Regions from separate parts of the Mus musculus genome. Here region 2 is linked to region 1. A link is a loop called in an ENCODE intact Hi-C map of the cell type or tissue named here. Cell type or tissue: left cerebral cortex. All regions are shown on one strand. Each heading gives the region's core, and the rest is flanking DNA. Links, peaks and the distances in the headings are about the cores only. Region 1 has its middle 21 kb from the start of Tmem108. Region 2 holds the start of Gm32797 (a long non-coding RNA gene).

The links. Peaks named below come from ENCODE experiments on the same cell type or tissue, not always from the same donor. Only the 100,000 strongest peaks of a DNase experiment are listed, where the experiment ranks them.
Region 2: a loop joins it to region 1, with 2.4 times the contacts of the local background. A loop is called at or near these places in 2 of 42 quality-filtered maps.

What each region holds. Positions count from the first base shown.
Region 1 is chr9:103,774,763-103,790,754 of GRCm38, reverse strand. No RefSeq gene overlaps it. Among named protein-coding and RNA genes, the nearest start is that of Tmem108, 21 kb to the right of the region's middle. In left cerebral cortex, for the core only: no CTCF peak of the experiment used is centred there; DNase peaks (open chromatin) are centred at 8,252, 9,135, 12,344, 12,645 and 4 more places; H3K27ac peaks cover 1,921 bases.
Region 2 is chr9:103,937,373-103,953,364 of GRCm38, reverse strand. It overlaps Gm29154 (predicted gene 29154), which reads left to right. Exons shown (of 7, transcript NR_168125.1): 3 at 6,356-6,524; 4 at 13,820-13,913. Gm32797 (a long non-coding RNA gene) reads right to left here and starts at 8,407. Exons shown (of 3, transcript XR_379794.3): 1 at 8,299-8,407; 2 at 5,776-5,986; 3 at 4,794-5,230. In left cerebral cortex, for the core only: no CTCF peak of the experiment used is centred there; DNase peaks (open chromatin) are centred at 7,805, 8,365, 11,768 and 13,185; H3K27ac peaks cover 727 bases.

The sequences.
Region 1 (15,992 bases), core at 4,857-12,856:
AACAGTATATACCCACATGAGAATGGTCCTGGTGACCTAGTGCAATGGAAAAGTAAAACAAACACTATCGTGAATCTAGGAAAGTTTACTCATGGGTGTAGGCAGTTTTAAATGAAGTAATTTCTTGGCCTTGAAATAATGAATCTGTGTGCTGAGACAGGAAAGCAGAAGATGACAGTTGTGACCTCGATTTAATGATGGAGAAAAGGAAACAGGGTCTCAGTGTTGCCAGGGGCACTCGCCAAGATACCAGATACCAGCACCATGGGATCCTGGGCTCTGAGGATTCATTTCTTAGGCCTGGGGGTAGATCAGTGACCTGTGCACACTTCATGCTGTGGTCGACCGGAAGGAGGGCAGCCACAGGGAGGGAATAATTTGAGATGATCAACTGAAAGGAAAGGAACACACAGGAGGGCTCCTGGTCCCTGCAACCGTCCAGAAATGGAAATCCTTGGACAGCTTTCAAGTGATGACATCCAGAAATTGTTTCTATTTTTCTCCTTTTAGATCAAAGACATTGATTTCAGTTAAAAAAAAAAAAAACAACGAATTTCTGTATTCTATTCTTTCCTGGTCACTTGTGCTGTGCTTTGTTTAGAGAACAGGGCTGAATATCTTTTTGTCAAGCAGAAGTTTTGGAGAGCAGTGGTTCTCCTCTAACGATGTTCATGTGAAGATATAAACCCATTTATTGTTTAGCTCTTCTGGCAGCATGAGAGTGAAAATAACTTTGTTAAGAGACCTGAAGTCTATCTTTTCTATTTTTACTTCTTTAAAAAGAAATGAAATGTTAACAATTATACTGAAATGTGCACAAGACATCCTCTCAGACCATGGGAAAATAAAATTAAGTTACCCTACTTGAGGTAGGAAGTGAAGCTTTGGTGCCTCTCCTTGCCATGAGACCGTTTCTCTTTGTGCATCTACTATTCTAAATGGCCATCCATACCTTTGCTATTCTTTATAGTTTGACCGCTTAATTATGTATTTATGAACACCATAGTCATGGCCAATTAGAATAGCGGTGCCTAAGTCAACATTCACACTCAATAGTGTCTTTAGCATTCATCATATGGTGGCTGTTTGTTAAATGTTATTGTTGAGACTAAATCTTTGTTTATGCATTTTCTTATTAGCAGAAACTCGATTCCTTCCCATTAGAGGCTATTGCAAAGAATTTGCTGAACATTCTTATTGCAGTCCACCAGCGCACAGGAGCATGCAGGGTGGGCACCTAGGGATGGAACTGCTGGGTCATGAGAGTGTCAGCATCCTCAGCTTTATTAAGCACTGCCAAACTCCTTCCAAAGGTTCATACCTTGCTTTGGCTTTCTATTTATAATTATTATAATGGCTTACTCAAGCCATGTGGGTAAAGAATGCACCTGGCTTTCCTGGCAAGGATGGGTTGGTAAAATTGGTCTGGGGACAAGTCCATTTGCCAATTCTTGTTTTCCTTGATGAAATCCCCACCATGTGATACATTGTTTCAGGTAGTGTTTCTCTCCCTGGCACCCTGCCAACCAAAGTATCCTTTTGTTTACCATCCTTTGACCTGTATCAATATAGCTGGATGAAGTTGCCAGGGAGAAATCTACTGTGAAGAACTCACAGTAGATTTCTCCCTGGCAACTTTCAGCAACACGGATTCCCTCTTGGGTTTAAAGCATTTATGCAGAAGTTTATGTGACATGTAGTACAATCTGCTTTTTAAAAATTATTTATTCTTGAGGCTATTTTAGCGATGCCAATGTAACAGAGTGACTTGACACAGTTAAATGTCACGCTAGGACTTGAAATACCAGTGTTGTCTTCTTCAGAGTGGGATGCCATGAGGATGCAAACCTTTCCATGGCAGTCTGTCACCTTGGGGGCTCCAGAAACTGAGCGCTCATCACACCCGGGGATCAGCACTGTTTCTACTTATTAATATTTTTAGTGTCTGATGTATACAGCGGGCACAGAATGAAGGGCTTTTAAAAATAGCTTTCTAAGTCTATTTGGGCTCAATACACTCTGCTAAAAAAGAGTTGTTGGTATCAGCAACTCTGGCTCCATTTGCTACCTCCTCTCTGGATATTGGCTCCAGGGCCATGAAAGGTCTCCAAAGATTGAACCATCACCAGTCTCAGTCTTCTGAAAACCCTTCTGATGAAAAAAAAATCTACCCAAAGACAGGCTCTACAAATCCAAAATTAGGAACTAGGGGGCTGGCTATCAAGATTGCTCAGCAGGTAAAATCATTTGCTGTGCAAACTTGATGGCCCGAGTGTGACCTCTGCATCCCAGGATGGAAGGAGAAAATAGATTCTTGTAAGTTGCCTTCTAATTTCCATTTACTGCAATGATGCATGGTCACATGGGCACACACACACACACACACACACACACACACACACACACATCCCAATATATAATTTAAGCTTTAAAAGTTAGGAACTAGAGTTTGTCCTATGTGGGGCTGAGGGTTAGTTCTGCTTGGCTAAACACGGGACAGTGAAAAACTCTTATAAAATGGGTGTGTGCAACATGAAGTTAACCACCATCTCTTCAGTCAGTATTGTGACAGCTATTTGGAGTTAAGGGCTTAAAATACAGAGTTTGCCTTTGCTATGGAATGAATGTTTATCTCTTGCAAAGCTCAGTGTATTGGATTGCTGCTGTAGCCATAGCAAGACATTAGACCTTTAAGTGATGACTAGGTCTTAGGTGTCTACCCTCATAGAGTGTCACTCATGGTGCTATAAAGGAGAACTTTGACCCCTCCCATGCCCCTTCATCCTGTGCCCCCTACCATGTGAAGAGGACAAAGCTTCCATGTGCCATCTTAGAGTCAGAAGAACTAGTCTTGCTGTCACTTGATCTTGGATTCCCAACTGTCACAAATGAATATGTATATTATTGTGTTCATTATAAATTAACCAGGCCAGGTACAGTGACACAGGATCATAATCCCAGTATTGGAGGCTGAGATGGGGAGATGGAGCTAAACTAGGGTAACATTAGCTATACAGCAAGACCTTGTCTGTGAGTATAAATAAATATTACCCAGTCTGCAATATTACACTGCGGCAGTACACATTGACTAAGAAAGTCATTTTGTATTGATGTCTTTGGGGAGATTGGCATCTGAGTCAGATTACGCAAGCCTGGGGAATTAACTAAAGAGGAAATGGCAGAGCATAGAGTTTACCAACCAGGACTTGCAAATGTCGGAGTAGGAGGAAGTCCACAGGATAGGAGTGGAGGTGAGGGGCAGAAAAGGGCTTGCAGGAAGGCGGATGGAGAGGGGACCAGGAGGGCTGGGATAAACCCCTAGAAGGCAGGCTGACAGCATGTAAGAGTGGCAGAAAGGCTACCCCCGGAGTCGCTGCATTATATCACAGAGCTAGGAGAAAGAATTCTGACTTCCTTGGTGTAGCAACTCATCCACATTGTTTACATGCCAGAGTGGTTTTGGGGGTGGGTGATAATAACACTTTTAAAATTTACCTAATTACTAAAATTGTACAGTGATGGTCTATGAGATAACCTTTTAAAATGTGAATATCATGTAATGACTAAATTGAGCTAACAGACATTTGCATTACCTCATAGAGTTGTAATTTGGTGGTAGGAAGTTCTTTGTAGAAAAAAAAAAAGACTGCAATCCACTGATGTTAACGTTAGCTGTGTAACAGCTCTCTACAGCTGACTCCTTCCACTGAAATGTTATGCCTTTGGATGAAATTTCCCCAACTTTACCCACAGCTCCTCAGTTCTTGGCAACCGTCTTTCTACTCTGTTTCTCTGAGTTCACTCCTTTTTAGTTTTCCCACTTACATTAGTGTCTTAGTTGGGCGTTCCATTGTTTTAATGAAATATCACAATCAAAGTTAAGTTGGGGAGAAAAGGGTTTATTCAGCTTACACTTCCACATTGCTGTTCATCACCAAAGGAAGTCAGGACAGGAACACACACAGGGCAGGAACCTGGCGGCAGGAGCTGATGCAGAGGCCATGGAGAGGTGCTGTTTACTGACTTGCTTCCCCTGCCTTGCTCAGCCTGCTTTCTTTTATAAGCCAGGACCTTCTGGTCCTGGCTAGAAATGGCACTACCCACTATGGACTGGGCCCTCCCCCATCGATCACTAATTGATAAAATGCCTTACAGCTGGATCTCACGGAGACATTTCCTCAACTGAGGGTCCATTCTCTCTGATGATTAACTTGTATCAAGTTGACACACAAAACCGGCTGGTACAGTTAGGTAAATTTGTTTGCTTGTGTCTGTTTTATCTCTCTTAATATAATGTCCTCTGTACTCATCTATGCTATGGAAAAACAATGGAGTTTGCCCTTTAAGGCTGAATACTATCCATTGGTGCAGGTATAGAACACTCTCCCTTGTCCACTCATCCATCAATGGACTCAATTCTATTTTTCTTTCCACTGTAAAGAACACTGCAAATGTGGGGGTACCAATACCTCCCCAACACAGAAGTGCCAACTCTTGGTTTATGAACCATTCCTATATATGACAGGAGCATGAATCATGTGTAGAAGGATTAACTCATCATAATTCATATAACAGAACAGACCACTCTGAAAGCAAACCAGCTAAAGGCTTATATTGCTACAAACATGGTAGGTCACAATGTATGTGGTACTCAGTAGAGCTTCGGAGCTATGTGAGTACAACCTGAAAATTGTGCTGTCTAGGGACAGAGACAAGTCAGTGGGTGAAGAGCCACCTGACCTACCATGGGAAATCAGTGGTTGAGTTCTATAAAACCTCTTCCTAAATCAATAAAACTTTGTATGCGCATTAGGCTTTAAGCTATTCATACAAGAATATTAGCATCCTAAAAGCATTTCATGTCCACAAAAACCACATGTGCACGAATACTCAGAGCACTGTCATTTCTAATAGCCTCTAAACTATCCAGAGTCCATCATCAAACAAATAGGTAACACATGTGGACTATGACCCCAATACAGTTATAGGCATCATGCCAAGCAAAGGGGGTCACGCAAGTGTCCCTTTAAGTGATTCAAGTCACATGGAAAGAAAACATGGACTGTTCAAGTCAGAAAGCAGACGGCATAGAGGTCACGGTTGAAACAAAGACTGAAAAGGTGCCTGAGGAGATATTACGGGAAGTGACTGAGACATTCTTTTTTTTTTTCCATTTTTTATTAGGTATTTAGCTCATTTACATTTCCAATGCTATACCAAAAGTCCCCCATACCCACCCACCCCCAATCCCCTACCCACCCACTCCCCCTTTTTGGCCCTGGCGTTCCCCTGTACTGGGGCATATAAAGTTTGTGTGTCCAATGGGCCTCTCTTTCCAGTGATGGCCGACTAGGCCATCTTTTGATACATATGCAGCTAGCCACCCCATAATCAGCATCCAAACGCTGACACCATTGCATACATTAGCAAGATTTTATCGAAAGGACTGAGACATTCTTTGTCTAGATTACGATAGCTTCAGAAGAGCATGCATCTTCAAAACCCCATTGAATTGTGCTGTTTTAACTTGTGGGTCTTACGTGCCCAAGTTTAATCACAACCAGTTTGATTAAAGAAACAACCGATGTTCCAAGTTTTCCTTCCCACAGGTTATGTTGTTGGGGATGATATTAATTAGCATAGGCTTTTAAGTGTTTAGTCTGTCAGTGTGTTTTGGTATGGTTTTTATGTTATAACTAGTCCCTAGTGATGACTTTTTAAAAATGAGCACATATTGATTCTATAAAACAATGGATTTTTTTTTTTGTCTTAGTGAGGGTTTCTGTTGCTGTGATAAAACAAAAGCAACATGGAGAGGAAAGAGTTTATTTTGTCTTACAGCTTACCATCCATCCCTCAGGGAAGGCAGAAACCTGGAGGTAGGAGCTGAAGCCGAGCCCATGGAAGAACAGTGTTTGCAGACTGGTTCCCCTGGCTTGCTTAGTTTGCTTTCTTACAGCACCAAGGACTGTCATCTGCCCAGGGATGTCACTAACCGCAGGGAGCTAGACTCAACCGACTGCATCAGTCATTAATCAAGACAATACCCCACAGACTTGCTACAGGTCAATGTGATAGAGACAGTTTCTCAATTAAGATTCCCTCTTCCTAGATATATCCAGGTTTATTATTAAATTGACAAAACCAAACCAAGACAAAAACAAATCAACACCCAAACAGCGTGGACACCACTGTGACATCGTCATAAATGTACATAACACACTCTGTTTGCATCTCATTGCCCTCTCTTGTCCTCCCTCTGGTCTCCCCTCCTCTTGCCAAATAGTCCCCTTCCACTTTCAAGTCTTTGTGTAAGTCCCAGGTTCCACAGGGAGGAAAGGCATGCAATACCTGCCATTCTGAGCCTGGTTGCTTCTGGATCGCACGTTGATTTCCAGTTCCACCCACTGGCCCGTGGATGACTCAACTCCATTATTTGCATAGTTGAATAACAGCAATGTGCATATAGAACATATTCCTTATTCTCTCATCTGTCTGTGGGCACCAAGGCTGGTTCTGGGACCTGACCATTGTGCACAATGCTCTGAGACTTATCAGCAACTTTTGCTTGGGAAAAACAAAGTCTCTTCTTCCATGAGAGACTGGATGAAGTGAGATATCCATATGAAGTGGAAAATCATAAATAATTGAAATGTAGGAATGGACATCCTTCACTCACATTCTCACTGCCTTTTAATAACATGGGAATACAAATACTCACCCATCAGCCTCCATAACTTACAGTAACTTATGCATCCATAGAGAGCCAGAAAAAGGAGTTCAAAGCTCTCCAAATGAATGAAACAGTAATGAGAAATGTCTGAGCCAAGACCATGTAATTAGCCTGATTTGGTCAGTCTACATTATACACCTGTACCAAAGCACCACGCCACAACTCTGTGCAATTATTAGGCATTACTTTTTGAACATGTAAATGTTTGTCCATATAATCTTCAAAATGTAGAAAGGACTGAATTATGGTTAGAAATCCTCTGATAAGTTATTGTGGTCATTTTATCTCACCTATTCCTGATATCATGGAAAATTCAAATTGAATCAATACGCTGGATCGTTGCCCAGCTACTTTTTCTCTATTAGGTCTGTGCTGAGTTGGCAGAGGAAGCCGCCGTGCTTTAGCTCCAACGAAAAAGATGACAGCTTGTGACACATTTGTCACAGGAGCCAGGGAATCCGAAGAATGACAGACAAACTTTAAAGGACCTCCTTTGCGCGTGGCAGTGGCTTTCCTTGCTGAGGGTCTGTGTTTTCCCCCCTTCATCTAGGAGAACATGAACCAATTACAGTCGTAGCCTGCCAGAAACGGCGCTCATGCCTTTGATCAGAAAACGATCAAGCACCGCTCGACTACTAGCTTGCTTTAGTTTGGACGCGTCAGTTATTAACAGGTAGAGTGTGAGCGTTTCATTGTTTGCTGAAATGTTGGCAGGGGTGGAGTGGAGGAGGAGAAGAACGGTGGTTGAACAAGGGGGCTGTGACCTCAGCATCAAGAATGTGTTAGACATATTGTGATTCATAACAGTAGCAAAATCACAGTTACGAAGTAGCAATGAGATAATTTTATGGTTGGGGGTCACCACAACATGAAGAAGTGTATTCAAGAGTCTCAGCACTAGGAAGGTTGAGAACCACTGTGCTATAACCATTCCTGTTTGTTTTTAAAGCCACTGAAGAAATGCTGTATGCTTACACATTCAGTGGGCAGTATCTAAAACTGGAGCTCTGAGCCCTTTTTTTTGAGTGTAGTATTTATAATATCCCTTATAATGCATTTGGAGCCGCAGTCCTGGCTACGTCTGTGTGAATCACCTAAGGAGCTTTTAAGCACTATCAAGGCCAAGCCCCACCAGAGAGATTCTGATTTAATTGGTCTGGGATGAGGCCCAGGCAAAGGTATTTTTTAAAAAGCAGTCCAGGTGTTTCAATATGCAGCCAGGATGGAGAACTACCGAGTTAGTGGCAGGAAAGCTGCTTTTACAGTGATTTAAATAAATGCAATATATAGGAGTTTTTATAACCTACATTAATTCAAAAGAGGTTTGAAATGAATTCCAAAAATGTATCTGTTGCGAAATTTTGGTTCTTTTTTTTTTTTCACCTTAAAAATTGTAATTAAATACAAGAAAATCTAAACAAGTTACCATTCTTTCCCCAGTGGTCAAGAAATGGAAAAGCTTGATGCTACCTAGCAACGGCAAGGGCCTGTGGAAACGGGGTTGCTGATAGGACCAGCATCACGGTGAAAACCCCGCCCAGTTCCTGAAGCCATGTCAGCAGAATCCATGCAGCTTTGATACAGCGTGTCTAGCATTTGTGCTTCTGGGAATTTGTTTGTAAAATGTCACCAAGATCTAGGCTTAGCAATGGTTCTCATAAAACATTTGCATAAAACACGTGGCAGAATTCAGAGGGTCCTTCACATGGGGGACCCAGTGGGGTGAAAAATTGATACAAAGCATGTAAGGATGGTAGACACTTAACATCTCCTTCACTGCCTTAGAGAGAACACAAGAGGAAACGTTTCCTACGTAGATAAGACCAGGAAATGGAAACCAGTGACATTATTCTACTATCTGGCAAAATAGGCCATAGGCAAAAACTAATCAAGAGCCAGCGAGAGGGCTCAGCAGGTAACAGAGCTTGCTGCCAAGCCTGATGACCTCTGGGAGTTCAACTTCTGGGATGCTGATAGTTGAAGTGGAGTTGTCCTCTTGAATCGCTCTTATTAATTTTTAAAACAGAATCTCAAAACTCTAAGAACTGTGTACCTATAAAAGGTGGCCTTCACTATATTCAAACTAGTCCTCAACTTTAATGGAAAAAAAAAATAAAGTAAACTCTGCTACCTGCACGCATTTCTTCCGTGAATATTTTTGCATCACCTACTATGACCTAGACACTCTCCCATGGTCATCCAATCCTGATGTGTAGAAAGCGCTGGAGATAATCTACAGTGATCAATGGAGTCCTTAAAAATTACTTGTAGAAAGAAAAAAAAAAGTGAAGAACTGTAGCGGGGACTGGAAATGGTGGCCAAGTATCTTCTTCAATTCTCAACTGAAAAACTCTTGAAGTCTGGTGTGAAGACATATTGCAGCCAATGGATGCGACACTCCCCGAAGCACCAATTTAGAAAAGCATTTTTGGGCGATAATTGGCTGTGTGAAACTCACATTTCCATGCAAGGAAGCCTCGTATTTTTGGTGGAAGGAGCTGGAGAAGGGAGGTGAGGAATGGAGGGGGAGGGGTCAGCATAGTGGCTGGAGGTCAGGAGGGCTCAGCAGCCCTGCCCCAGGCTTGATCGGGTCCATCTTGACTTTGAGGACTCAGCATCCCTCCCCATGGAGTGAATGAGCCGGGCATGCGCTGAGGACGCAGGGCAAAGCTCCTCCACGATTCATTTTCCGTGGCCTTGTCAAGCCAGTTGGCCTCTCTAGGCTTTTGTTTCTTACCATAACAGAGAGAGAAATGTTGTGGTAGGGAGTGAGGACGATCTGAGCGGAGCTGAGGGAGTAGGGAGCATGATCAAAATATGTCGCAGGAAAATTCCAAATTTAAAAAAAAAATAGTTCTACCAAAATAGATTTAATGGGTCCTTAGTAATGTTAGTGTCACAGGGTTTCCTTAAAGGTGGTTAAAATGTAATTTTTATGTTATTTACATTTTACTAATTGGATGATAATTCTTAATAGAAAAAAGTGGAGACAGATTTCTGGACCACCTTTCCCTTTACTTGAGAAAAAGTCCAGATTCTGCAGCAAAGCCTTGGGCAAACAGGTTTTCGTGTGACCTCTGGTTATATATTAACAGTCTGAGTCATCCAAGATGAACCCATTATCACCTTTCTCAAGAGCTAGCCTCAAGTGATTTCACAGGAGAGATGCTACACCTACCCACAGAGGTAATAGGCCTCCCAGACAGGCATTCTGGGAGGAGGGTCGAGCCCAGAAGCTCCCGGGATCATCGGTCCAGTCCCCACACAGGGCATAGAGAACTCTGCTTGTAGGCAGCTCAGAGGTCTTTTTGCTCACAGACATGCTCCAGTGTAGCCTGAAATGGCAAGCACACAGGGTTGTTCCTTCAAGAGACAGAATGCCAAACCTGTTTTCTGCTCAGAAGGCAGGAGCAGCTCTGCTTTCTGGCCTGGTAACCTTTATGCTGTATGTGTGACTTTCCGGCACCGAATCCTTCTCCAGATCTGTTCTCAGAAACTTGCTTTTCCTCAATCTATAGAACCCACCTTTACTAAAGGTATCACATGTACTTTCCAAAGTTTCAGTGTAGTTATGTCTGATCTGCATTTAGCTTACTTTGTTTCTCAAAGAATGCTTTGTTGTCCTTGCAGGATTGGGTTAAATATCACAAGAATAGCTTTCACCAGATTATGGTGTGTTTAAACCTAAAATAACCTAAAATAAATCAATTGGGGGGGGGTCAAACTCCTGAAGTTTAAACCAACACTGGCTACTGAGTCCTGTGTAATAATAATAGCCCTCACTATCGTGATGACAGGAACAACCACTGGATCAATTTCTACATATACAAAGCTCAAACCACCCGAGGCACGCCCAACCCCAGGATAGGAGTGGGAGACAGGAACTTCCCGATGGCAGAGAGCACGACTTCTTGCCTTGCTTGGCAAGCCCTGTGTAATCTGCTTCAAATATGTTATATTGCTCTATACCTTTGGTATGGTGTATTATTCTCTGCTTTTTCCTGTTACACTTATTTAAACCTCTTAAAGCCTCCTTAAAACAACACTTATTAAAACACAAGTCAAAACCTCTTCATCTGGGCAGCTGCAGCTTAGAAAACAGCCTTCTAGAAATGCATCTGGCTCTCCAGCTCTTGAGTCCTGGTCTAATTGCCCTGATTAGATGGTTTGGAGTGTCTGTGTGTGTGTGTGTGTGTGTGTGTGTGTGTGTGTGTGTGTGTATGTGTGTGTGTGTGTGTGTGTGTGTGTGTGCTCTCGCGCGCACATGTTTGCTATTTACCTCTGTGTAAGCGGGATGGTTACCCTACATGTTTCTAGGGACTTTCCGCACCCCATCTTCTATAGAAGTGCTGGAATGGTAGACATGGGCTACTTCTATGTAGGCTTTTACATGGCTTCAAACTCTATTGTCTTTACAGTTTCTCAGGGCATGCTTTACACATTGAGCCATCTCCCAAGGCCCTAAACATAATTTCAAGATGAATTTTCTGATTCTTCTTTTTTCAAATAAACGACAACATTTTCAAAATAAAAGATAAGGTGCTTTTGGAGTAGAGTAAAAATTTCTAACCCTGTTTCCTTATTTCTAGGGGCTAAAGGGGACTGGCTTTATATTCTGAATTTCTAGTGTAGAGCCCTTAACCATGAGAGGAGACATTGGTATTATTTCTCTAACTATACTACCAGAGGCTACTGCAGTCCTGTATACCATCCATTATCCACATATCCATCCTTCCTTCTACCCATCCATCCTTCCTTCTACCCATCTAATTATCTATTAAACATTTATGATTCTATGGGTTAGCCAAGGCATTAAACAGGTTCAGGGAGTGGGGATAAATAGAACTTTAGAGATGCTCATAGTACACTGAACACAACCACACTGGGATGTCATCATAGGAAAGGTTAGTTATAGTCCAAGGCTGCTTTAGAGGATATTGCATCTGTAACTTGAATTCTTCTTGACAATTCCCAGGTATAATAAGTGGATCATTTATGAGTTTGTGGATCCAGAAACTTGGAGAGATCTGTGCTTCAAGGAGTAGACCATTCCAGTTTACTGTGAACTGAAAAGGAGTGAGGAGTCTGGGAGGTACCACTTTCTTATATTAAACCACGCTGCTGTCCTAGGCTTTCTATGTTGTAGCAGTTTGTGTTAAACATCAGAATATAAATGAGGAGCAGAGCATTGCAATTGGTAGTTATTTTCAAGCAACACGAGTGATCGAGACACCTAAGAGGGAAAAATTAATGACAGTGTTATGCCCAAGGAGTGGACAAACCTCATAGTCTGGTCATAAAAGACAGGAGGTGGGAAGGAAAGATGGAGATATCTACTCTCTGCCCCGAGAAACAGCCCAAGAGTTAAAGGATAAACATCTCATCCACAAGGAGGATGAGCAACCTGTGAGTGATTTCTGTAATTAGAAGCCTTTGCTGAAAAGCACTTCTGAGTAATATCTAGTTTTATAATTGATTTTTCAACTGGCAAATTAAAGGAATTCTTTCTTACTTGTGTTCCAATTTTTCTGCAGGAAAGAATCAAAACCATTTGTTCCATGACTGGTATTTCTACTTTTATCTCCCTCCCCCAAACAATAACCAAGATCTGGCAAGAGGCTTCCTTAGGTCGTGGGATGAAGTTTCTTGACTCATCAGATTTTCCTGAGTGGGACAAGAGCTTTAGGCCTCCTCTCCAGGAAAAATGAAGCATGAACATCTATAGACATAGCATTTCCCACACAATTTCCATGGATTAAAAAGCCTATTGGAACTTACCCATGTGCCCCACCCTCAGGGGGTCTTTGCTTCAGGACATGTGAAAAATGTACTTTGGTGCAAAAATTCTTTAGCTTTTAACTGCATTGATTGATGAATCTCCAAAAATATTGAACAGCTATTTTCAGACTGGAGGCTTGTGGAAAATCTCCAGTGGTTAAAGTCAATAGCTGCGTAAGCTGGGTACTGGGACATCTGACTCCATAGAGCTGTGAATAGTCTTGCTTCTGATAGAACGGCCAGCTGAGATATAGGACATCCAGTTAAATCTGAGTTGCAAATAAGCAGAAAATAAATATATTTTAGTATCATTATGTCCCATGCAATTTGCCCAAGTATAAAATCATGTATTATTTATCTGAAATTCAAATTTAACTGACATCTTCTATTTCAAGTTCCTAAATCTAGTATATGTATTCATAGTCACTTTATATAGTGGAGTTCCCTACTGTATTAGTTACTTGTGTGGTAGCTTCAACAAAAATACCTCACAGTTTAAGGAAGGAAGGGTTAATTTTGACTTGTAGTTCCAGAGGACTCCAGGCTCACGGAGAGACCTTGTCTCAAGGGAAAAAGGTCGGGGTGATAGAATAGGCTAATAACATCTTCCTCTGACTTTGGCAGAAAGAGAGAGAGAGAGAGATCCAATCTTCAGTGATTGGGGAGGTAGTACAACCAGTGAGTAATTGAGTCAATGTGTTTGGTTAAAACTCTTGCAGCTAGAGCATCCATATGGCAAATTCTGACCAATACGGTATAAATGGAAGATTTCAGGGCATTTCTAGGTATTGTTTGCATTCCTGCTGCCTCTTCCTTCTTTATGCTTCTCTTTCCTATCAGAAGTTCCTAAAGAGGTCTGGGGTGGGCATAAAAGTCACCATGAGCTCATGAAGCAATAATAAGCATGAACGTTAGACACTAAGAATGGCGTAACAGAAAGGTAAAAGTGTGGGATATTGACATCTGGATGGACATTGTGATAGACTGCCTGCCTTAGTCTTTTCCTCTTGTTGGATAAAGAACCATGACAAAAACAGTGTAAGATTTATTGTAGCACAGTTCAAGAGTACAGTTTAGGTGGAAATGTCAAGATGGCAGAAGATTGGAACAACTGGCTATATTACATCTACAATCATAGTGAATAAATGTGTGTTGCTGCTCAGCTCCCTTCCTCCATCAATACAGTCCAGGATCCCAGCCAGGGAATGGTAACCCACAGTGTGGGAGGGTCATTCTATTTCAATTAGCATATTAAAGACAACTACTCACCCCTATGTAGGCATGAACAAAGGCCCTTTCACCAAATAAATGATTCTAGAGCAAATTAGGTTGATAACAATAATGGGTTGACCACTTTGATTTTAACAGCTAGGACTGTCAATAGCTAAAGCCCCTAGGCTATATGCCCTCCCTGGGAATTACCTTCAACTGAAGACAGAACACCTCACACAAGGTGGTGCTCCTTTCTTGGTAGGTAGCTCACAGTCCAACCATTGGTTGAAAAAGAAGTTTAAAAGCCTGCCCTCTCACCCCAACAGAGAATGACGCTGAAGGGTGGGCTTTGGTAGGTTGAGGCCTTGTGACTAGACTACTAACCTAGTTCTTTCTCCTACCCAACCCAGCTGCTTTTCTTTTTTCAGTGGATGTTGATCCCAAAAGCTCTTCACAATCAACTTCATGGCTGACTCTATCTTCATATCTCGACCTGCAGCAATGACCTGTGCTGCACCTACGACACACTTAAATCCTCTCCCTAAACTTCTTCCACCAGCCACAGAGCAGGATTTTTTCAAAGAAATGTCTGTCTGATATAGAGTAGCCCTTTGTATCTTGTGGGTTTAAAATTCTGAATCAAGGATTTCATTCGTGAGACAGCATGTGCTGCTGAAGCGAAACTTCAAGATTGACAGGAGGAAAATGATCCTCATCTGATTCTTGCTTTGTAATGCCAAGATGAGAAAACGATACTCCTCAAAGCCAGAGGAAAGGACAGGGCCTTGATAGGTCTCACTAAAAAACAAGGGGATGGAACTAGACTGAGACACAGATGGTGGTACCCTCTTTGAAGGAAGACCGAGGCTCAAGAAGAGTGGAAAAGCTGTAGGGATGAGAACTTGATGCTCATGTATGGATTTGCATCCATGTTTCCAGACGCCCCAGACATCATCAGCTCTAAAAAGTCTTGGTGACTGGAGTGACAGAGTTGCCCTTCATTGGGGTGAGCAAGGTGATTCAGAGGCACTTACCTCAGAGCTTGGTGACCTAAGTCCAATGCCTGGAGCTACATGGCAGGAAGGAACTGACCAGCTATTGACAGTCCTCTGACCTCCCCACACGTGCTGTGGTGCACAACTCTACCCTGTAACAAAACAAATAAAAGCCCTCCAAACACAAAGGCAAATAAAGTACGGAGAAGTGAATAAAAAAGAAACAAATGAAAGCAAATGTTTCTTGCTTCTTCCCATAAAGTAAAAAAGAAAATAAAGTCAAACACATTGCCAATCATCATAAAACTGAGGAAAATGAATAGCATGTGTCTTAGTTAGGGCTTCCATTGCTGTGAAGAGACACCAAGGCAACTTTTATAAAGGAAAACATCTAGTTGGGGCTGGCTTACAGTTTCCGAGGTTCAGTCTATCATCATCATGGTGAGAAGCATGGCAGAGTGCAGGCAGACATGGTAATGGAGGAGCTGAGAGTTCTACATCTTGATCTGAAGGCAGGAGGAGACTGCATTCCACACTGGGCAGAGCTTAAGTACAGGAGATCTCAACAAGGCTATGTCTTCTAATAGTGCCCCTTTCAATGAGTCAAGCATTCAAACACATGAGTCTATGGGAGCCATGCCTATTCAAACCACAGTGCATGAAATCAATATTGAATCTATAAAACCCATGACTACAGAAAGCCCTATTTAGAGTCTGAATTAGATGTATCCCATCTGAATAACATGTTATTCAAAACAAGGTTAAAATATGGAAAATGGCAAGGCAGTCCTGAAGACTGAATCAGAACTTACTAGTTGTATAATTTCTGACAGTTTTTTTTTTTTTTTGTCTTTGGATTTTTATATAACTTCAAGATCAAGCTAGTCAAAGTTTCAGCAAGGAGGGCGAACTTCAGCAAGGAACTCATGAGGCTTCACCCCAACTGAAGCGCTACTAGCCATGCTTTACCCATACTTGCTTCTACCTGGGTCACAGGGGTATTTTTTGTTTGTTTGTTTTTTTCAAGACAGGCTTTCTCTGTATAGCCCTGGCTGTCCTGGAACTTACTTTGTAGACCAGGCTGGCCTCGAACTCAGAAATCTGCCTGCCTCTGCCTCCTGAGTGCTGGGATTAAAGGCATGCGCCACCACGCCCGGTTACCTGAGTCATAGGAGTATTCTTAAACATCACCAAGTCACAGGATTCCTAAATTATGCCTAGAGCAGGCTTTTTCAAAGCTGGTACATAAGCGAGTGAATGAAGTTGATTATTAT
Region 2 (15,992 bases), core at 5,332-13,331, 160 kb before region 1:
GCAAGCATTGTATAGATTGAGCTATCTCTCCTGCCCCGGGTATTATCTTCTTGATGTAGACCTTCATCTCCTCAAATATTCAAATTATGCAGAGAACATCTCGAAGATGTAACTTCTGGGCAGCCCGATGGGCTAGGCTATGATAAACTAACAGGAATCGACTATTTATACCCTCACTTCTTAGCAATTTTATTTTACTGTAATGTGCAATTAAATATAATACAAATTCTTACCAGCTCTTGATGTCTTAAAATACTATTTGGCCCAGATTTATAGAATGTTCTCATGCATGTATCCATAGTCTTTTCTATAAATGAAGATCATATCTTCTGGCTCTGTGCTATCAGGGAAGAGAGTTTGCATTTCTGATTTGATTAAGGGAAAACTAGTCATGGAACCTTTCACAATGAATGTCTTTGGCCTACCCGAAGCCTGAACAAAGAGAGTAGGTAGGGAAATTGCTGCTGATTCTTCTTGTGCTCTGTAAATCCTGACTTACGGTGGTGATTAAGCCTCATCAATGTAGTCTTGCAGAAGTTGACTTCTTAGATTGTTGTTTCTTTCCACATGCATAAATTAATGCAGGGTTTCAAAGTAGGGTGTGAGCATGTGTGTGTGTGTGTGTGTGTAAAAATGACCTTTAGAAGGGATGGAGTCTCTTTCCTATTCTCTTCTTCCTAAAGAAACATTCACAATAACTTTTATAACTCATGTTTAATGAATTCAAGAATTAAAGGAAAAATTGAAAAAAGACATTTGCTCATTCCATAGATGTTATGATTTATGCTCAAGTTGTAATGTTCCATTAACTGGCAATAGTCATTTTTACTATAATCAAAATGTGAGTCAGCTTCTAGCATTTGCTTGGAGGTTGGAGTTGAATAAAAACAAAATACAATTATCTCCCAGCTAATCTGCACTGGGACCAAGTTTCTTGAGTAGTGGAATGATGATTGGGGTAGGATTGTTTAAAATTCCCAACGACGGGGGCTGGTGAGATGGCTCAGTGGGTAAGAGCACCCGACTGCTCTTCCGAAGGTCCAGAGTTCAAATCCCAGCAACCACATGGTGGCTCACAACCATCTGTAGTAGAATGAATAAATGGAAGGTTTTTGCCTGTCAATGAAGAGCAACCACTCCACGAAGCAAGGACAGGCACAACCCGGTTGATTTAGGTTATTCATTCATAGTCAGCTTCGATTAGGGAAACTTTGCAGGCGTTTAGATCCATCCGTTTCTTGTAACTTTAAGTTCTGAAGACATCTGTCTTCTCCAGAATCCCTTGAGGTTCCTCTCTGCCAGAAACCTCAGATGGACCGGCTGGCACCACATAGTGCTCGGTAAATTCTCACACTGGTGCTGACTCAGCACACACTCTACTGTGCCAGCGAGGGCGCCAACAGCTTCAATGAAGAGGAGACAGACCATATGCTAAGATGTGACCTCCATGTCCATCCTTAAGTCCACCGTGATGAACAAGCAGGTGTTTAATAACTGTGGTTTTCAATTTGTCACAGTGTGGGTTCTGGAAGAGAATCCTAGACCCAGTGTGAGAAGATGACAGATAGAGCTGGAGTCTTGGAGACAAAGAGAGACACATAGCTAATTCTTGGTCTTTGAGACAGGCTATCATCTGGAAGCAGCATTCTCTCCTCTCCTCTCTCTACCTCTCCTTCCCTCCCCTCCTGCCCTCTTCTCTTTTCATCTCAACTGTGCTTTGGTACAAACTGCAGCAACTTCCTCCCAACCCCAGGCCTATCCTCTCTCCACTTCTTCTCCTGCTTCTTTCCATTTATTCTAGAGGAAGGAATGCTTTGTTAATCCATTCGTTTACAAACACCTATGCATACCAGAACCACACGGGTATGATGGCAGCCAGCTCCACTAGCCATGTGTGATTTAAGAGGGGTTGTGTGGGGGCTGAATTTTAATTTCTAACAAATTTTCAGCTGGCCACAATTTGGAGAACACACACACACACACACACACACACACACACACACACACACACACATTTATTTATTTATTTATTTGTTTGTTTATTTATATTGCTCAATGTAAGACTTGCCTTCTCCTCTTTGAGCAGGTTCCCTTAGATCTCAAACTTCTTTGCATCCTCAGAGTTTGGCAATATGCCTGACTGAGAAAACAGCTCATGAGCGTTGGTTGATTCTCTACTTTTTCTACCTGAATGTTTACTTACCCCAAAGGTTCATGTGTTGAACTCTGACTCTTGATGGGATGGTATTTGCAGACAGGGCCTTTGAGAGTTGAGGCATTGTGGACGGGGGGCAACCAAAAGAGAAGGACACACAGGTAGCTCTCCCACCATTGACTGTGATGTCCTAGAAAAGGCCTTAGCAGGCCTGGAATCTGTCAGTGCCCCGAGGCCAGACCTTCAACCTCCTGGACTCTAGGAAGAAGTGCCTGTTTGTGAACTGTTGAGTTTATGGCCAGTTGTGCAGAGCTTTCTTTAAGATGTGTTATTCCTCGGGCTGGGGAGAGAGTTCAGCAGATAAAGTGTATGCTATATAAACATGAGTCGGGATCCCTGTCACCCGTGCAAAAGCTGGGTAGAGCAGCATATGCTGGGAATCCAGCTCTGGGGTTGGGGAGAGAGGAGGGACTCTGAGGTTGGCTAAAAGCTGGTCTGGCTGAATCAGTGAGACACTCCACAGCGGACACTCCAATGAGGTGGAGAGCAATTGAAGAAGACACCAACATCAACGTCTGGCTTCCATGTGTACATGCATACACCTGTACATCATGCATGTGTACACACATGTGCATGCGTGCATGCATACATGCACGTGCGCACATGCAGCTGCAGCAAATTTTATGGAGATAGGAGCATTTGGGCAGTATTTCTAACAAATGATGCACAAAACCCACGCTCATTTCTACATACCTGGAAGGCTGAGCTAATTATCTTTTGGCTCCTGGCATCTTGCCTATAAGAGATCCAATGAATGCACTATCACAAGGCATTTGGTGACATAAGAAGATCAAATTATATAAAGAGAAAAACCAAGTTTCCCACTAAGGTAAAGGAAGAGTGCAAGGAGGAGACCAGCACCATCAGAGGTTAAAGTAGTCTTTTCTCAGGAGAACATTCGGGAACCGAGCATTGGTTCACACCAGTTAGCCTTTGGTCCCCACGGCTGACACACTCCTGTTTCCACGGATCTCTCTCTCTCTCTCTCTCTCTCTCTCTCTCTCTCTCTCTCTGTCAGTTCAAAGTGTGGCTTAGCCTGGGATCCATTTCCCAGCCACTTGTGACTTCCTCGTTGAGCTCTGAAGGGCAGAGTTTCCCAAGGAAGGATTTTAATCATATGAAACATTGTGAGAAGTTTTGTGTTAAGGTGCCCGGAGGCCCGTGTGTGCCATATTGTTTAAATACCATTCCTTTTAGTTAATTATCCTGAAAAGAAATAGAGCCGGTCATTCAATATCTCAGTCTGTCCGGAAACTGTAACAAAACCCTACAAATTGGGTGCCCTTGAAACAGCAAAAAATTATTGCACAGTTCTGGGGGCTCAGGTGACATCTAATTACTTCCTCAAAGCCCATCCCCCAACCCTTGTGTTGTCAATGGCATTTCAACTTATAAATTTCCAGGGAAGGGCAAACATTCAGTTTCTAAGCCCATGCTGTACAGATTATAAGAGACAATGGCATTTCTGTTCTAAGCTGAATGCCGTCCTTAGAGATGCATCGTCTACCATAAGCAGAGAGGTCATGAGACACTCACTTTAGTTGAGGAGCCTCACCTGCCAGCATTTACTTTCAGCTATCCCTGCATCTGTGTTTTGGAAGCACTTAGCAGTGGTACACTGGTGGCCTTATGTATGAATTGATGTACTTTGTCCACCTCACTTTGCCTGGATAAGCTGAATGTAGTAGCTTCAGTATCCTCAATATGACATCATATTATATGGGTGGAAACCAAGTCACACCCCAGGCAGACACACCGCCAGTTATACCAGCCGCTTGCTGGGGCCTCACTGGAAACTCAAGGATATTTTCCTGATACATGGCAGAACCAAATCTTGTACTCATGATCTACTCAGATCTGGCTTGTTCCTCACTGATCTTTCTGTGGAAATCCCATCGTTCCCCTTCAGCTCGAAGGAACCTTCTTGCATTCAGTAGGACCTGAGAGAGACAACCCCTTTGTCAAACCTTTATCTCCAAAAATACTTACATTAAGATTCATAACGGTAGCAAAATTATTGCTACAAATTGGCAAAGAAAATAATTTTACGGTTGGGGCTCAGCACAACATGAGGAACATAAAGGGTCACAGCTTTAGGAAGGTTGGGAACCACTGTTAAACTGTGATCCATGCAAGGTTATTCCCTGCTCATAATCTGCAGCCAATTCTCCAGTTCACAGGGTGGACTGGCTGGTTTTGTGTGTCAGCTTGACACAAGCTGGAGTTATCACAGAGAAAGGAGCCTTCCTTGAAGGAATGCCTCCATGAGATCCAGCTGTGGGGCATTTTCTCAATTAGTGATCAAAGGTGGGAGGGCCCATTGTGGGTGAGTGGTGCCATCCCTGGGCTGGTAGTCTTGGGTTCTATAAGAAAGCAAGCTGAGCAAGCCAGTAAGTAACATCTCTCCATGACCTCTGCATCAGCTCCTGCTTCCTGACCTGCTTGAGTTCCAGTCCTGACCTCCTTTGGTGATGAACAGCAATGTGGAAGTGTAAGCTGAATAAACCCTTTCCTCCCCAGCTTGGTTCTTGGTCATGAAGTTTTGTGCAGGAATAGAAACCCTGACTAAGACACAGGGTCTCTTCTATCAACCGAAGCTCAGGTCCTGGGCTCTGCCCAGTTCAATCATCTATGGGAACTATTCTGCCTCATATCTTGGCACACTTGAGGACATTCAGCCAAAAGTCCTCTCTTCTAGCAGGTTTTACTGGCCACTCTTGCCAGACACCAACTATATTACTTTATCCAGTTTAAAGTTTCCTTCAGAACTTTATAAGTTATAATTTCTCATTCACTAATTTATTTTGAGGCAGTCTGGGCACAGAGCCCACGTTAGCCTAAAACTTGCCATGTAGCCTTGAACTTGCAGTCCTCTTGCCTCCACATTCTGAGTGCTGGAACTACAGGTGCACCTCCATGTCTACTCAGTTTGCTTATTCTCTTCTTATTCATCCTCCTTTGTCTACATCTCCAGGAAAGATGGGTCTTATATAAAGGATGATATTTTCCTTTGGTCTAGAAGAAAATAAATTTAGCTGAGTGGAAAGATTTGTTAGCATGGTATCTCTGTTTTCCAAGAACAGTCCAGGGCTTTCTAAATAATTAACAGCTTAATTCTTAAAGGTGTGGTAGGCCAAGATAGATGGGATGGACACTTTGATGGTTAGTTTTAAATGTCAACTTGCTGAAATTAACCTAGAATCACCTAGGGAGAATCTAGGTCAGTTTTGCCTGTGGGCATGCCTATGGGGGATTGTGTTGCTTGTTAATTGATGTAGGAAGACCAAGTCCGTTGTGGGCATCACCATTCCCTAGTCAGGGTTCCTGAATTAGTTAAGATAGGAGAAAGCTAGATGAAAATAAACAAACATCATGGGTGCATTTCTCTCTCTCTATTCTTGACTGTGGATTTGATGCTTTAAGTTCCTGCCTTGACTTCTCTACAATAATGGACTGTAACCGAGAATGGAAAGCCAAAGAAAGTCCTTCCTCTTCTAAGCTGCTCTTGGTCGTGGTGTTTCATCACAACAACAGAAGAGAACCTAGGACAATCACCTTACCTGTGAGAGCGAGGAGCCTATGCAGGTGTGAAGACCTGCTCTGATCATTTGAAGGTGGTTTGGAGTCCATTGTGGTGGAAAGGAAGTGAGGAGAGTGGTGGTGGTAGAGAGGCTGCACTGTGCTCGTTATTACATGTCTTGGGCATCCTGCCGAGGGAGAAGTTAGCTCCTCACAGGCAGCACAGGCAATGGTAATAAGCCAATTATGTAACTGGGGAACAAAGAGGATATAGTTTGATTAATAGCCAGCAAAATCAGTCAAAGCAACATGTACCAAGGCCAGCAACTAACAGAACAAGTAGGGCAGGACCCCCACCTCCACGGGGCAAACAGTGCAGAATCATCTCCCCTGTTGGGCCAGAGGAGAATATATGGTGTCAGCCTCACACTGGCTTGGCCTGACATACACCCAGAGAATTAACAAATCTTAATAGAAATGACTAGTGATCTGACTGTCCAGTGGTAGCTCTCCCTTGGGACTTGTCCTTTTGGAGACTCTCTCACTTAAAAAAAATTCTCTGTAATAAATGTGCCTTTGCGTTGACACTCCTGTGTTCATGTTTCATTTTCCTCACTGAAGTAATACAAGTAATTGGGAAGACACTGGCTCAGAGCCTGTCTCTGGTGACCACTGAATTGTCCAGCACCTGAGGTCCCTGGAGCCCACGGACTGAGCCCATCTGGGCTAAAAGAGGTCCCATACATCCTTCTCAAAGGCCTATATAAATGCCAAGCAGAGTTATAGCAGGGTAAGTATCCACCTTACATGTTTGTGTAAAGCTTCTTCATTGTGCTTCACTTTGATGAGGTTTAAGAACTAGTATTTCCTGGTTGGGAATGTTTGTGTCTTAGAAAAAGAATGACTGTATAAGTTTAAATGTGTACCAACTAATATTAACATTTGAAATGTCAGTTTCTCCATTTTGATAACTGTTGCATGACTTTTCCAGGGGAGACGTGAACAAATATCTAATGGCCTCAGGTGGTGTACCATGACAGATAAAAATGATTCTAGTCTAGTGCAGCTTAGTGGACCAATGAGTTTATTCAAAGGTCTCGGAGCAATTTCCCAACTCTAGGCTCTGCTCACATTCACCTCTGACCCACTTTTAAGGTTAAAGATATTGGCTTGTTATCTCCCTCAGGGCTTTCTTGGGCTCTAACTGCAGATTTGATCAAGATCAAAGTATCCTGTTTTCTTTCTTTTCTTCTTCTTCTTCCTTCTCCATTTCCTTCTCCTTCTTACAAAGACACCAAGTTCCATTTTGCCCCATTCTGCATAGATAATTTAATCCTATTCCCTTATTAAAAGCCCAAGAAGACTGAGATGACAAAAAGTTAGCTCCATAGGTTGATACATTTTTGTCTTGAAAGAGGCAAGAATCCTTGCTTTCTAAATCATAATTCAGGGCTTTTATTTCTACCGAGCCATTTCTGTCGTATTGATTTTTTTCCTGATGTTTTCAAATCCTAAGTCACATTCTCTCTGGTATCTTTGGCCTCTTTCCACATTGCCTGGCTGAAATAGGCTCCGATATGCTGGGCCCTGTATTATTTTCATAGCAGTGATTTGCAAGGTCAGAACCCAAACTTCTATAGATCAGCAGCTGTTTTAGCCTCATCATTTTTCCCGGTCATAAGCGAGAATCAAGAGGCCGTGTTGTGCGTGTTGGTTGCTCTAGAACGTGCCTTACTGCCTCTCTCTGGCACAATGGCTCTACGAGAACAATTATGATGTACTCAGAGTTTGATACATGCTTCTCAATGGTTCCTCCTTCCGGTTCTAGTTCAGCGAAGTATGAGTCACGTGATCATCCACCAGCTGAGAGGATCTGTGGGTTATATGAGACAATCCCCTTCCGCCCCAAACAGGAAGTAAGCAGCCCTCCTTCCTTCAGTGTCGGTTGTGTGTGTCTTGGATCACCTCTCCTACTCGTCTTCCAGCAGCTACAGGGTCAGCTGTGGAAAGCTTGAGACTCCTGGGTACCATATGCTCTTTCTTCCTTACTGGGCATCAAGTAACAGTGTGGGCTGTCACCTTCCAGGCATACTTCATGATTTGTTAAAGACGAGTGAGAAGAATTTAGAAAATCCTCTTCTGCCTCAAATACGCCCACGTTCAATCCAGTCCCCGTGTCTCTGCGTGCGCTTAAAACATTCTATACTGGCTGCCTGAAACTAAATATGGACTGTGTTTCTTTACATTTCTGTAGCAATTCTCCCTCCTCTTTCTTCTTCATGGGCCCTGTCATCTCTGCTCTCTGGTTTAATGTTCAATTCTGGCTAAGGAGGAGCCTATGAAAACAGAAAAATATTCATTTATTTGGCCCAATGAACTGACCTACTTAACATGTTCTCATTTAACTTCCACAAGAACAAATGTTACATATGGGGAAACAGAGGCTAAAACCTGTAGGAGAGATGGCTGATGAAATCATCTCTAGCTAAACAGTGGCTCAGGATTAGAACTCAGGGCTCCCCAAGGCTTAGCCTGGCTCCAATCCTTGCAATGTCTGCACCTACCTGGAAGAGAATCGGAAGTTTCTGGATGCTTCCTTATTTATTTGGAGCTCATTTGTTGCTCTAAGGAGACGCTAATGCAGACAGCAGGGGTGCAGCTTAAACACAGCACAGTGAGGGGGCAGCTGGCAATGGTAAGAATACAGAGTAAGAGAAAGGTGTCTAGGCAGAGGGTATTTTATAACTCTATATAAAATATAACTATTTTATAAACAGCAGAAGTATTTTATCATAAAGCACAACAAAGCAGAACGGCCACAGGGAGAATCGTTTTGACTGTCTCAGCTTCCTGCTCTGTTATAAGGAAGGGCACTTATGAAATGCGTTATCTTTTCTTTGAATTGGAGCATGCCACTATTGCAGTAAAGATGCAATAAAAACTCCCCAGCCACCACTCTTCTCCCAGAACTGTTTCCTAGGGTGGAGAGATGGCCCAGTGATGAAGAGCACTGGCTGCTCTTCCAGAGGACCTAGGTCCTAGTCACAGCTGCTTGTCGCTCCAGTCCCAGCGGATCTGGTACAGACACGTGGTGTCCACCTGTACCCACAGGCAAGGCATTCAGATAGGAAATTAATACATCTTTTCTTAAAAGTAGTGACAAAATGAAAAATAGGGCTTCTTACCAGATATTCTTTCATTGAGGAGGACCAAGAGTTTGACCCTAGCAAGATATTTTCTCAAGGAAAAGGAGAATCTGGTCTCTGGACCAGCCATGACTAGCAGCTGGGAAACTGGTTCAACAATACCAACGGGCCCAGCCACCTGTGGTCTCCCAGAAGCTCTGCATTTATGCTTCTGATTCATCCCCTGCATATTTCCCCGTGGATTTAGTTGTAGCACATTGAATTACCTCAGCTCCTTTCTCCAAAATCAATTTGAACTTGAGTAGGTAGTCTGTTTCTGGACTCTCTGACTTGGCCGGTTGATATAATTCTCTGCCCACCAACATCACATGTCTGGATCACTTGAGATGGCCACTGAAGTCTTGCCTGCATTCTTGTCTTTCCTTTGGATGGTACTCGTGGTTGAACCCAGGGTCTTGTGCATGTAAGACCGTGGCTCTCCTGCCATGGTCTGTGTACCCAGCCATAAAGTCTCTCCATTCTAGCAGAGCTGTGTCTTCTCCTGCAAACACTGAAAAACTTGCACTATGAACACTAACTCGCTTCCTCTACTTATTAGATTTCCTGGGCTACTACACTAAACACTCAGCCTAGTTTTCTAGTAAACAACCTGAAAATAAGCTTTTCCACAGATTTTTTTTCCCCCACAACAAAACCATTTTATCCTCTCTGATACCCATTCCAATTCCCTCAGCTATTGTCTCAGGCTTTCTATGACTGCAGTGAAACACCATGACCAAAGCCAATGTGGAAACTAAAGGGTTTAGTTTACTTTACAACTTTTCTATTATGAAGGGAAATCAGGGCAGAAACTCAAGACAGGAACCTGGAAGCAGGAACCGAAGCAAAAGTCATGGAAGAATGCTGCTTACCGGCTTGCTCCCCATGGCTTGTTCAGCCTGTTTCTTATTCAATCCAGAACTACCTGCCCAGGGAATATACCCATCGTGGGTGGGGCACTTCCATACTCCTTCCATGTTGATTGCTAATCAAAGAAATGCCCCACAGACTTACTTATAGGCAATCTGATGTAGGCATCTTCTCAATTGAGGTTTCCTCTTCCCAGATGACCCCAGCCTGTGTCAAGTTACTGTAAAAAACTAGCCAGGACAGTCACACTAAAGTCTGGCCTGTGTGTCCCTAGGGTAACAACTACTCTCATCTCACCCTTTATCTGTTGGTTCTGAGGTCAAGACAGCACCACCAAGCAAAGAACTGGGTGAGAACGAGCCAAAGCCCTCGTGTGTCCTTCCTCTTTAAGATTAGGACCTGTACTGCCTGTTCCAGTGTCTCAAAACTGTAGTCATGCTTGGTCCAGTTTAGGACCTGTGCTGAGTAGGGTAATACACTCAGTGACAGTTTTCATGGAACAGTTTGGGTCTTTCTCTCATTTACAAATACACCTATAGAATACGCGCACACACAAATGCGATCTCTCTCTCTCTCTCTCTCTCTCTCTCTCTCTCTCTCTCTCTCTCTCATACACACACACACACACACACACACACACACACACACAGATTTCAAGAATCTGTATGTGTGTAGGAAGCATACATTAGCCTTATCAATACAACCAGCCATTTCATGTAATAGCTCCCCAGTGATCAAGCACCCATGTTTTTTCCTGCCTTTCCCCTTTCATGTGTGTGTCCGTATTTAAACCCTAGTCCTTATCTACTTTTCTAAAGAGGTTGTCACTGTTTCGGGCAAGCCATTCCCATACACACAGCTGTTTCTCAGGCAGCTAGACTACATATGTCTGCCCCGCCCTCTTAATAAATATAACATAGGGTATATTTATATCTCCTACATTCAGAGTGGGTCTTCTGTCCTTAGGTATCTTTAGGGACGCACTCTCTCGGACATGCCCAGAGGTGCATCTCTGGTGGGGATTCTCAACCCAGACAATTCGCTTCAGCATTAACGAATTCCAGGGCTCGCCTTAGAGTCAGAGCTCTGGGAGGGTCAGTGAGGTGCTTTTCTAGATTAATTTAACTGAGAGGAGAAGATTACTCTCAACTGGGGTAGTGCCATTCCGTGGGCCCATGGGTCCTTTACTGCATAAAAAGTTGAATACCAGCATTTATCCCTCCCTGCCTCTTGACTGTGGGTATGATGTCACCAGCTGCTTTAAGTTCACCATGCCCTCCCACTTCCATAAAATGGGGCCTTGAGCCATGAGCCCAAACAAAACTTTCTTCCATTAAGTTGCTTCTCCTCGGGTTTTTGTCACAGCAACAAGGTGAGTAACTGTTAGATCCTCTTTGTGGCTGTGTCACGCTCTCCTTCCTTACTCTTCCTTGCTGTCTTTTATTTTAATTTTAAAGACTACATTTATTTGTGTGTGTGCACGCATGCGCAGCATGTGTGCACACACCACACACACACATCTGAGCCGCGCGTGTGCGCGCACACACACACAGGTTAGATGACAACTTTTAGGAGTTGGTTTTTGCTCCTTAGGATGGAACTCAGGTCATCAGACACGGAGGCAGTGCCTTTACCTGCTGAGCCATCTGTCTCATGGGTGCTGTTGCGGAGGAGTTCGTTATCCTTGGTAGTGCCTTCGCTCTCCTTCCTTCTTTTTCACTCACCCTGTCCACGCTGCCATCCACAGTATTTCCAGTTGCAACTGCTCTCTATTACCCATCTATCCCTACCGTCCTGACAGTGCTTCCGTAGGCTGTTCAGTAGCTGATGTATTCGTAGTGTTCCGCTCCTCTAAGAGTTCTTCCTTACGTCACAGCCCATAGGGAAGGCGTACACGCCCCACAGAAGCTGCAAGCACAGATCTTATCTGTGAACTTGTGAAGACATTGCTAAATGGCTATGGCATCCTTTTCCACCAAGGCGCCTCAGGATATTACTCATTTGCCGTGAGTAACTGCTCCAGGCTGGATGACTAGTCAATTCGACAGAACCCAATTCCTTCTCTAGCTAATTCCGTGGCCTTGCTCATAATTACAGCTTAATCCTTTGCTCATTTGCAGGGACTTTCACGCATAGATTGCTGAAGTGTTTTCCACCAAGGGCCGCTTTTCATTCAGGAGAGGCTGTGAAGGCAGAGACTAGGGGGCTGTGGTGCTCTGCCCTTACAGCGGAGAGACAGACAACGTAGCACAGAGCTGCTAGGGTAACCAATGTGCTCTTGCCTAAGGGGCCAGGTTGTCACACCCATTTTATTTTCCTCTCAGGGGTCCCTCTGGGAGACCTTGTTATTTCTGTGGTTCAGAATTGCAGATGGGTAAAAGGCTGTAGCAACTGCGCGGAATGGCCATGCTCTGGAGTCTCTCGGGTCAAGACGAGGATGTGTTCACATGTCACAGCCCATTTCGTTACTGTGGCGGACTTCTCAGCAGGCATGACTGAAATCTCTCCCCTGGGAATAGCAGGTGTCTCCAACAAATAGCCGCATCAAAGTCACAGAGATCTAAGTCTTATGTTCCAAAGTCCATTTGGGAAGCCACAGAGACGCCAAAGCGTCTCTGAACACAAGATCAGTGTCACCTGTTAATCTATCTGCTAATTTTCTTAGGTTGTACTGTCCAGTGCAGTTGCCATCCGTCCTGTGAAGCTACGTCAACATGAAACTAAATTAAATTAAAATGAAATGAAATTAAAAATTTAGTTCTTCAGTCATGTTAGCCACATTTCAAGTGTTCTATCTACACTGGCTATGTGTCTGGCCGAGTGGCTCCCATGTCATATGTGGAACACTGCAGTAGGCCTGTGTCTGAGCCAAGGTGCTCTGGGCAGTGTCTGTTGTGTGTTTGGAACCCAAACTGCAGAGACATCCAAATACACACGGTGGCTGAGTGGTACAGAGAGAGGCACATTGGGTTGGTTGCTGTTGGATTTTAAATTAATTTCCGGTCATTTTGTCAACCATTTGGCAACATTCAGTTCTGTGACCCTCACCTGGTCATTGTGGCCTACACGTTTAGAGGCTATGATTCATATCATACAACTTTTATGTTGCTCTCAGCCAAATAAATGCTTTTCTCCTTAAGGCTCTTTGTTTAATGTGTCCTCTGAGGAGAGCATCAGGGGACTGTTTATGTGTTGTAGTCAGAGGCTGGTGTGGTAAGCAAGAGTGTGCTGTTTATTTTCTGTTGTTTCTGTAGCTAGTATCTTCCACGATCCACGTGAACTCTCTTTTGCATGCGTTTGCATGGTCGGGTGATTTGCAGTTGCCTCAATATGAAAGAGGTAGAGAACTCAGTCATTCAAGAGAGGCACCATTGGGGAATGACGTAAGGCTTCTAACTGCTCTGTGACATTTTTATTCCTACTTCTTCTCTGGCCTTAAATAAGAGCTTGTGTGCACCAAAAATAGACCACCCAGTTCCGTGTGGCTAAAGCTGCCACAAGATTTTGAATGAGGTCCATTTGAAATGACTTCAGATAGATTGCGGTGGCTATCCCCGATGTAAAGTTTATTCTTCATTGCAACTGGAAGCCAAGTGTTTGCCTCCCAGAGTACTCCGAAGATGAGATTAATTTTTAAAAGCGCGAAATAGCACGAAATAAGAAAAAAACAGAAATAAAATAAAGTGTGGCATGTGAAAAACATCTTTATGATTTTTAAAAAAGATTTATTTATTTAGTATAGGTAAGTACACTGTAGCTGACTTCAGATACCCCAGAAGAAGGCATCAGATCTCATTATGGGTTGTTGTGAGCCACCATGTGGTGCTGGGATTTGAACTCAGGACCTTCAGAAGAGAAGTCAGTGCTCTTAACCACTGAGCGATCTCTCTAGCCCCCCATCTTTATTTTTTTTATCCATAGGTTTCACAGATTAGTATTCATCCTTGTGATTTTTGACTGAATTGCCTCTTGGAATATGCTCTGCCTGAGTGACTATTATTTATGCTCTCTCCTTTCCCACACCATCCAGAGGTTAGAATCCTGAGAACTGTTTGGAATAAGGAATCCAAATATTGTCTTCCAGCTTCACCTTGTCACGACAGTCCTCGCCAGGGACAGCTGAGGTGGGTTGACTCATCACATGACTCTTGACCAAAACCTCATCTTACGTGACTTCCTTCAGCCTCCCTCCAGCAAAGGAAGAGTTTGACTCTTGTTTTTTCCCCCTAAGGTTTAATAAAAGCTCCCCAGGCAGTGCTATTATTTTTTTACTTGAGATTCAAGACTAATTCATTTTTCTCCTTTATGGCTTTAAACTTTAAAAATGGAAATGTAATTTATGTACAGTGAAATGCACATATTTTTAGTATATACTTTGATGGGTTTTGACAAACACATACATCACGTAACCCACTATCAAGAGGTAGGGGATTTGTATCTCCTTCGTAAGTTCCCTTCACCCTTTCCCAATCCACACACAATGACTGATCAGTGCAGCTCACCTAGAATCTCATATCCTTTCGTATCAGGCATTCTTCGTTTTCTATGAATTTTAATTAAACATTGAAACATTGGACCAAACCCCTTGGCAGAAAGGCTAATTCTAAAAATATAAAGAGAATGACTTGGTCTTTTAGAAAAATCTTTTTAATTTCTGATTGTCATGACAATGTGGGTTTTGACAGGTTAGTTAAACTCTCTGAGCCCCAATTACCACTCTAAAAGGATTGCTAAAGTATCACCTTTCAACATTTTTTACTACGCTAAAGTAAAATAAGCATCATTTGTGGAGTGTTAAAATATTGTCCATTCCTTCTTTTAGAAGAGAATGTGTTTTTCATCAGAGACTAACAAGTCAGTTTGGCCAATTGTGTGGCCGTATGTTAGCATAGCTATTCATTACAATCAGCATATTATAAATGTCAATTGTTAAGTAGGCAGAGACCAAATTATTCTTTTATACAATTGTGTGTGTGTGTGTGTGTGTGTGTGTGTGTGTGTGTGAGAGAGAGAGAGAGAGAGAGAGAGAGAGAGAGAAAACACTCATTTAATCTTTATGCATGTCCTATGAAAAATTATCTTCTGTTGTCTTCAATAGACCAGGAAACAGAAACACAATGTGGACTTTTAAAAATCAGACCTGTAGCATTAAAGAGTTCACTTCGAATGGAGTAAAACTATGTCCCCAGACAAGGGAACCTTTAGTCTTGTGACTGGTCTGCACACAGAGGAGTTTCCGGTGCAAGCTGGGACCCAAATGGAACAGATGTGTGCTTCACTGAAGCAGCCCACATGCCTTCTGCCTCCTATGCAGCTGGTGCTTGGTCGTTGACTGAGTCCATTCCTTACCGATTCATTCATGAACAGGGTGTGCTATTCTAACCACTTATGCAACTCCTATAAGGCAGAAAGTATTCTGGGCACTGGAAAGTCAGCAGTACGAGAGAGAGAGAGAGAGAGAGAGAGAGAGAGAGAGAGAGAGAGAGAGAGAGAGAGAGAGAGAGAGAGAGTCCCCACCCCATTGAAACTCAAATTTTGACTCAGGAGGATGGACAGAAAACTTAACTAATTATTTAATTAATTAACTTCAGGTCAGTAAGTACTTTGGAGAAAAACAAAAAAGAAAAGTGTAGGTTTCTAGAATATGCTATTTGCCTTTCTATAGATGTCGACGGAAGACCTTGCTACCCTCTCAATTTGTAGAACTCATAAATGAAGGAGGACAGGAGTGAACTTCACAGATAGGAGAGGGGCTCTAGCCAGAGAGAACAGAAATTCAAAAGCAGCAGGGCAGTAGGCACTTGGGTATTTTCTATGAACAGCCGAGAAGCCAGTGAGCTTGGAGTGGGCGGAGCCAGAGAAGAGTGATAGACAAGAGCCATAGGGAGCCAATCATGGAGCTTGGACCTTACTGTGAGTGGCATTCTAAGCTACGGGAAGATTCTGAATGGAGAAAGCACATGATTGGATTTGTTATTCTAAGGATTCATTCTGGCTTCTGAAAAGGCCACATGGAAGTGTAGAGCCCAGTTGGTAGACAAACACAACAGTCTAGGCAAGAAGGGATGCTGGCTTAGGTGGGCTTTGTCATTTTGGGGGCCATGGGAAGTGGTTGGACTTTGCATGTGACCCACAGGACTTGCTAGCAGGTGGGCTGTCATTTGTGAAAGAGTGGTCTAACATCTGTCAGTGGCTGTCTTGTG